Regions from separate parts of the Homo sapiens genome. Here region 1 is linked to region 2. A link is a contact called in ENCODE Hi-C data. All regions are on one chromosome and are shown on one strand. The core of a region is the stretch at or near the end of the contact, and the rest is flanking DNA. Distances in the headings are between cores, read along the strand shown.

The links. A loop is a pair of places that touch in the nucleus more often than their neighbours do. Pooled maps may share reads with other maps.
Region 1: a map of ascending aorta shows a loop between it and region 2 (5-fold over the local background). The contact joins the promoter of MAMDC2 here to the promoter of PTAR1 in region 2. A Hi-C loop is called at or near these places in 1 of 168 maps with a recorded cell type or tissue (ascending aorta) and 1 of 50 pooled maps.

Annotation. Positions count from the first base shown.
Region 1 is chr9:70,042,305-70,045,554 of GRCh38, reverse strand. It overlaps MAMDC2 (MAM domain containing 2), which reads right to left and starts at 1,707. Exons shown (of 14, transcript NM_153267.5): 1 at 1,324-1,707; 2 at 858-971. The coding sequence starts at 1,357. LOC124902179 (a long non-coding RNA gene) reads left to right here and starts at 1,514. Exons shown (of 2, transcript XR_007061571.1): 1 at 1,514-1,601. RefSeq lists a silencer at 1,428-1,722.
Region 2 is chr9:69,758,699-69,762,158 of GRCh38, reverse strand. It overlaps PTAR1 (protein prenyltransferase alpha subunit repeat containing 1), which reads left to right and starts at 2,148. Exons shown (of 8, transcript NM_001099666.2): 1 at 2,148-2,306. The coding sequence starts at 2,221. LOC105376076 (a long non-coding RNA gene) reads right to left here and starts at 2,064. Exons shown (of 4, transcript XR_929910.3): 1 at 1,686-2,064. RefSeq lists silencers at 1-86, 1,991-2,460 and enhancers at 271-1,126, 2,601-2,650.

The DNA of each region.
Region 1 (3,250 bases), core at 458-2,957, 280 kb before region 2:
TTTCATCTAGGGTACCATGTTTTTTAAAGAAGGCTATTTTCCAATCCAAATAGTCTGTGGGCATCAGGCTTCACTGGTGGTGACAAAAGAGAGAGAAAGGAAAGAAGGGACACCCAGTGCCGCCTGCCATTGGGTACTGAGAACCACACTTTAAAACAAAAAACAAAAAAAACTATATAAAGGCAAGATGACACTTCAGAAGACCCCACATTTAAACTTTGTCCTTGGGACCCAAACAGTATAGAGTAGTAAGACAATGACCACCAGTGAGACAGGGACCCCAGGCATTTGGCAGTGTACATGGTTTCTTTTGTCCAGGGCAGGATTACAAACAGGAGTGTGAGGATGAAATCATGCAGCAAAAAACACTGTCAGGGTCAAGGCAGACGTGATGTCTTAGCACTGACGTCCCATCACAGAATTGTGGAACCATTTCTGCAAAGCTGAAGGAGAACTAGTCCCATGCAACTTTTCCCAACTCACAGACATGTCTCCTGAGGACCAGAAAGGTTGCTGGCCTGCAGAGGCACACAGCTGGTGTGCCTGCAGAGGCCCACAGCGGAGAACAATCATTAGCTGTGCTCCGTTTCTCCCTTCCATTAAGGAGTGCTGGGGTGAGACGCAAATTTTAAGCTTCTACCCATAGGCCAGGTAAACAAAGGGCGGCCTCCCGCCCGCCCCGTTCCTGCCTCGGCCATCCCTTGCAGCACAGCTGAGGGCTTGAAGGAGGATCCATGACTCACACTTTTCTTGCCGCGGAGAATTAACTCCAAGATAACATTACCCATGTGGGAAAAAAAAGCAAGCCATCAAGGAAGAAAGTTCACTTCGCGCCCCTCTCCACCGAGCCTCCTTACCTTCCTCATTTAAAATCCACGGCAGAGAGGCCAACACGGAGTCAAAGCCGCAAGTGCTCTCTTCAAAGGCACAGGACCCAGCGGGCAGGTCGAGGGCACCGGCGAGCTGCAGGGCTGCGGGCACAAAGCGAGTTTCAGTTCGAGCTCCACCCAGGAGCCTTTGCACCAACTCGGGGAGCCCCAGGGGGACTACCTGGTGAAAGTGGGGGAAAGACGAGCGGGAGGGGGCGGGAGAGGGATGCAGTACCTGTCCCCCAGCATCCCCGGGCGCCTCCACTGAGCGACCCCACGCCCACCCCCACCCCCACCCCAGGCTTGGCCAGGGGAGGGAGTTAGCGGCTGCGGAGGATCAGGAGGCGCCCTCGGATGGCCCAGCCCAGCACGGTGAGCCGGACCCCCGGGGGCAGCAGGAGCGGGGGCGAGTCGTCAGAGCGCCCCCGGGGTTGTCCCGGGGTCCAGGCCTTACCTTGCAACGCCAGGAGGACGCCCCTTAACAGCATGGTCGCGTTTCAGGGAGGATGACTAGGAAGGGGTGCAAGTTGCCAGCCCGCTGGGACTGGCTGCTCCTAGTGAAAGGGATCGTGGGAGGCGGGGGCGCCGGGGACCCAAGGAGGGAGAAGTCGAGAGGCAAAGCTTGCGCTCTGAGCTGCCCAACTTTGCAGAGCGGCTCCCGGAGCCGAGCGGTATGCTGGAAGGTGCTCGAATGGAGAGCGCCAGCGCCCCGGCGCTGAGCAGCAGCCTCAGGTCAGACCGCGGCCCAGCTGGTCCTGGGCGACGATGGGGCTGGACAGGGAGGAGACAACTGCACACTTTGAAAGGCCAGCCACGACTGGCTGGGAGAGGAGAGGTCGGCCCGCAGTGCCTTCGCTCAGGATTTTAAAGCTTGGGACCAGAGCCCTTGCAGACACTTGGAAGGGGCAGGCCTTCCAGGAGTCCCTCCGCTGGGTTGGGACCCGAGGCTCCCGCCCCGCCCAGCCGCGGTGGGAACTCGCTTATTTCTGGGGACAGCTTCCCTGCATCTGGCATGTCAGTCCCGCAGGGCTGGCCCTAATTTTAACTTCTTCTCCCCAGAATGAAAGAGGGTGGAATTCTCCAAGGACAGCCTGGAGGAAAATTTGGAAACGGTTGGGTGGAATAAGCTTTATATCTAAGGAGTTTCAGCGTTTACGGTCCAGCAATGCTAACCCTGGAATACCACCCCCACTTTTTTTAGCCGGTGGAATGTCTGGCATGCCTGGTGCTCAGCATTCCCTCCGTCCGGTGAAATGGGGGCATTCCTTCTCTCCAAAGAGCCATGATAGATTGATTAATGGGAGGCTTTACACTGGGAGGGGGTTGTTGGGGAGGGAGTTACTTCTGAGGAAGCTGTTTGCTTTGGGCACTAAGTGGGTCTCCAACAATATTCTTTTCTTGTAAAGAGTTCTTCTTCCTCCCCTCCTCTTCCTCCTCCTCCTCCTCCTTTCTCCCATTTATAATTTTGTGCAGGCAATTTTGTGAGGAGGGCAGTGGTTTTAAAACCTGAGGGTGCATCAGAATCTGCTGAAGGGCCTCACCCTCCGTTTCCGATCCAGTAGCTCTGGAGTGGGCCTGAGAGGCTGCACGTCCCTAATAAGTTTCCAGAGGCTGCTGCTGCCGCAGCGGGTTTGGAACAATACTTTGAGGACCACTGGCCTAACAAACTCCAGTTGAGCCATCAGTTCAACCTGCTCCCATGCCTTCACCTGGCTTCCAGACCGCTGGGTTTCCTGGTCTTTCATTGGCCGCCGCTTCTCGGCCTCTTTGCGTTACCTCTGTAACCCCTTAACATGAGAGTGCCTCCAAGTTCTTCCCTGTCACTCCTGTTTCTTTCTCTATCCAGCCCCTCAATGCTGTCCTCAAGTCTCATAGTTTTAGATACCAATGATAGCCTGATAACTCCCACATTTATATTTCTAACCCAGACTACTCACTAACGCCAGACTCTTCGATCTCATTGCCACCTCAACATTTCCAATCGGATGCTTCAGAGCTATTTCATACTTAACAGGTCCCAACATGAAGGCTGCATATTTCTTGCCAAACCTGCCCGTCCCCTGTGTCTTCCTCATCTCAGTAAAAGAACTATTTTCCTCCAGTTGTTCAGGAGAGAAAACTTGGAGGCATCTTCAGCTCATCCGTTCCTGTCAGACATTGCCAATTTCTATCAGCTCAGGATTCAAAACACAGCAGATGCTGACCATGCTCTGTGCCCATGGTGGTGATGCCTTGGTTGGTCCAAGCTGCCCTTGCCATCAACCTGGGATACCGCAGTGGCCTCCTGACCACGGTCTCCCTTCATTTTCTGCCCTGCCCACCCTACTCTATTCTGAACACACTAGTCAGGGTTATCCTTTTAATACAGAAATTGGGCCATG
Region 2 (3,460 bases), core at 899-3,398:
AGAGACGGGGTTTCACCCTGTTGGCCAGGCTGGTCTCAAACTCCTGATCTCAGGTATCCACCCGCCTCGGCCTCCCAAAGTGCTGGGATTACAGGCGTGAGACACCGTGCCCGGCCGACTTTACTAATTCTTAATCCTGTCCCACCTTGCTGGCTACAATTTTGTGAAACTTCTATCTCACTTCTTTTTTTTTTTTTTTAGATGGAGTCTTGCTCTGTCGCCAGGCTGGAGGGCAGTGGCGCGATCTCCACTCACTGCAACCTCCTACTTCCGCGTTCAAGCGCTTCTCCTGCCTCAGCCTCCCAAGTAGCTGGGATTACAAGCACGTGCCACCACGCCCAGCTAATTTTATATTTTTAGTAGAGACGGCGTTTCACTGTCTTGGCCACGATGGTCTCGAACTCCTGACCTCGTGATCCTTCCGCCTCTGCCTCCCAAAGTGCTGGGATTACAGGTGTAAGCCACCGTGCCCGGTCCTATCTCACTTCTTTTACAACCAGAAGGCTAACTCCAGCCTTTATAAACATACCCACAGGAAATACTGGCCACTGAGTATAGTAAATTTATATTTTTCGTTTATATTTCTCATTCACTTTACATGCAATAGATAGCTTTTACTTTTACAATCATAAAAACTACTTCAAACGCTCCGCATATGTTCACATTAAACACACCATGAGTTTATTTTTTTAATAGCTTTTTAAAGATACAGATTTCTTTTTTTTTTTTTTTGAGACAGAGTCTCGCTCTGTCGCCCAGGCCGGACTGCGGACTGCAGTGGCGCAATCTCGGCTCACTGCAAGCTCCGCTTCCCGGGTTCACGCCATTCTCCTGCCTCAGCCTCCCGAGTAGCTGGGACTACAGGCGCCCGCCACCGCGCCCAGCTAATTTTTTGTATTTTTAGTAGAGACGGGGTTTCACCTTGTTAGCCAGGATGGTCTCGATCTCCTGACCTCATGATCCACCCGCCTCGGCCTCCCAAGGTGCTGGGATTACAGGCGTGAGCCACCGCGCCCGGCCTTTTTTTAAAGACGGAGTCTCGCTCTGTCGCCCAGGCTGGAGTGCAGTGGGGAGTAGCTGGGATTACAGGCGCCCGCCACCACGCCCGGCTTTTTTTTTTTTTTTTTTTTTTTTGTATTTTTAGTAGAGACGGGGTTTCACCGTGTTAGCCAGGATGGTCTCGATCTCCTGACCTTGTGATCCGCCCGCCTTGGCCCCCCAAAGTGCTGGGATTACAGGCGTGAGCCACCGCACCTGGCCAGATTTCAAGGGTGGAAGAATAAAACTGAACCAAGGGCAGCCAGATTTTTCTACCAGAGGTGCAAAAGAAAACCTGATACACAAAAATTTTAGTTATGGCATTTCAAAATCCTAAATAAACTAGAAAGCTCGTTTTTCCTACAAAAATTTATTTTTGCTATTATGAACAAACCCTGTCAGAGCCTTGATCCTTTTTTTTAAATTCCAAAATTGACGCAAAGGCTACCAAATGCAGTACAAAATGAAGTCGAAAAATCTAAAAACGATTTCACTTCTACTTCCTACATACAGATGGCAAATAACTTTTCCTTCACTTTCCTTTCTCTTCCTTTAATAAATTTAAGAATTTTAATTAATGTTTTTTAAAAAGGCTGCTTTCAAGTTCAGAGACAAAAATTGGCACAGTTAGAAAGGAGGTCACCAACACGGTCAAATAGGGACTCGCTCCGCCGCAATGCCTCTGGACCTCTTCATCTCTCAGGCTGGGAAAATAAAGCAGACAAGCTCTGAAAAACGCCCGGGACTAACTGTTAAGAGGCCCTGCATCCTCAGTTGAACATTCCTTCAGGAATGCCCGGGGACCTTGCTGGGGGGGTTCAGGAAGGTGTCTGACTCTCTGGGAGTGTGTCTTGAGGTTTCGCCTAAAACTTAAAATAAGAAAATCGGAGGCCTGAGAGAACTTTGCAAACAAATGTCCAGCATCTTCTCTGACGCTTAGAAAGTCCGTTACCCGCGCGGAGGCGAACTTCTCCACTCACTGGAAGGCCACCAACCCTAGCTAACGCCACGCCCAGGCCGCCAACTGGCTGACCCGGAAGTGCTCGGCGGCGGCCGCGGCGGCGGGGACGCGGCCTAGCCGAAGCACCCGCGCGCGCGCGCGCGCGCTCGTTCTCCGCGGAACTCCCGCCGGCGGCCCGGCTCACGCGGAGGCGCGCCCGAACTGTCGCGGCCGCCGCCAACATGGCCGAGACCAGCGAGGAGGTGGCGGTGCTGGTGCAGCGGGTTGTGAAGGACATCACTAACGCCTTCAGGAGGAACCCACACATGTGAGTCGCGCGCCTCCGCCGCCTCCGAGGGTCGTCGGGAGCGGGCGGGGGCGGGGCCAAGCGTCCACCCGACCTCGGGCGGCGGGCGGACAGCGGGTCCTGGCCCACGAGCCCTTCTAGGGAGGAGGCAGAGCCGTGTCGGGCGGGACCGTTGTCGGCCGCCGCTGGCCCGGCTTTCCGCTACCGGGACGCGCTCGCGGTCGAGTCCCTAGAAGTGACCTCAAAAAATCAAAACGGAACTACTTTCTCTGTCCCTCCCCACCTTTTCATAGGAGTTCACGAAACTCCAGAGACGTCCCCCGTAGGTCGACATCCTTCCTGTGTTTAAGGTACTCGGGCGCACACAACGATGTGGGTCCGTGTATGCCTTGTAAACACAACTCTTGAGATTCATCCCGGACGTTGGCAAGAGGGGGTAACCGATCCTCTTACTTTTAATGAGCCTCAAACCCCTCAGTTTACTAACTAAAGGTGGTTTGAGGCTGCTTTTGACTTTAGCCTTACTTGCCACAAAATTGTAAAGTGACTCCGATAATACATTGTGTTTTGAAAGGTGAACAGAACATTCTCAAGAGAAGCTTCTGTGGGCGCAGTGTGGAGTCTGGGATAAAGCAAATGAAACCTTGATACTTTTTAGCATAAGCGGATTCATAGTTACAAGGAGCATGTTAACTCATTTTTATCCCAACACTGCTGCCCTCTTTAACGGGACACTGCAGAACTGACATATGTATCTCTTCCATTTTACTTGAAGTACTGTGGGAAGATACCGCAAGAGTCTACTTTTTGTAACACTTTGCTTTTATGTAACAAGTGAAAAGAAAGCTATTGAGAGAGAGAGAGAGATCTACATTATACAAAGGTGTAGGGAAGAAGCAACAATGTACCTCCTTTCCCATACCTCTTCCTCCTCAAAGAAAAGAAACATGGCATCCAGTTCTGCATTACTTTCATTTTAGCTAGTTGTTTTTGGAGTTTATTTTTTTTTTTTTTAGTTTATTATTTTTTATTATTATTTAATTTATTTTTATTTTATTCTTTAGACTGGAGCTCATGATTTTTTTTTTTAAGTATTCTAACCGGTTCAGCTTTTCTGCCTAAAAAAGTTGCCAAACGTGTATCTTACCAAAGTGTTCTTTTCCTCCAAGGTGATG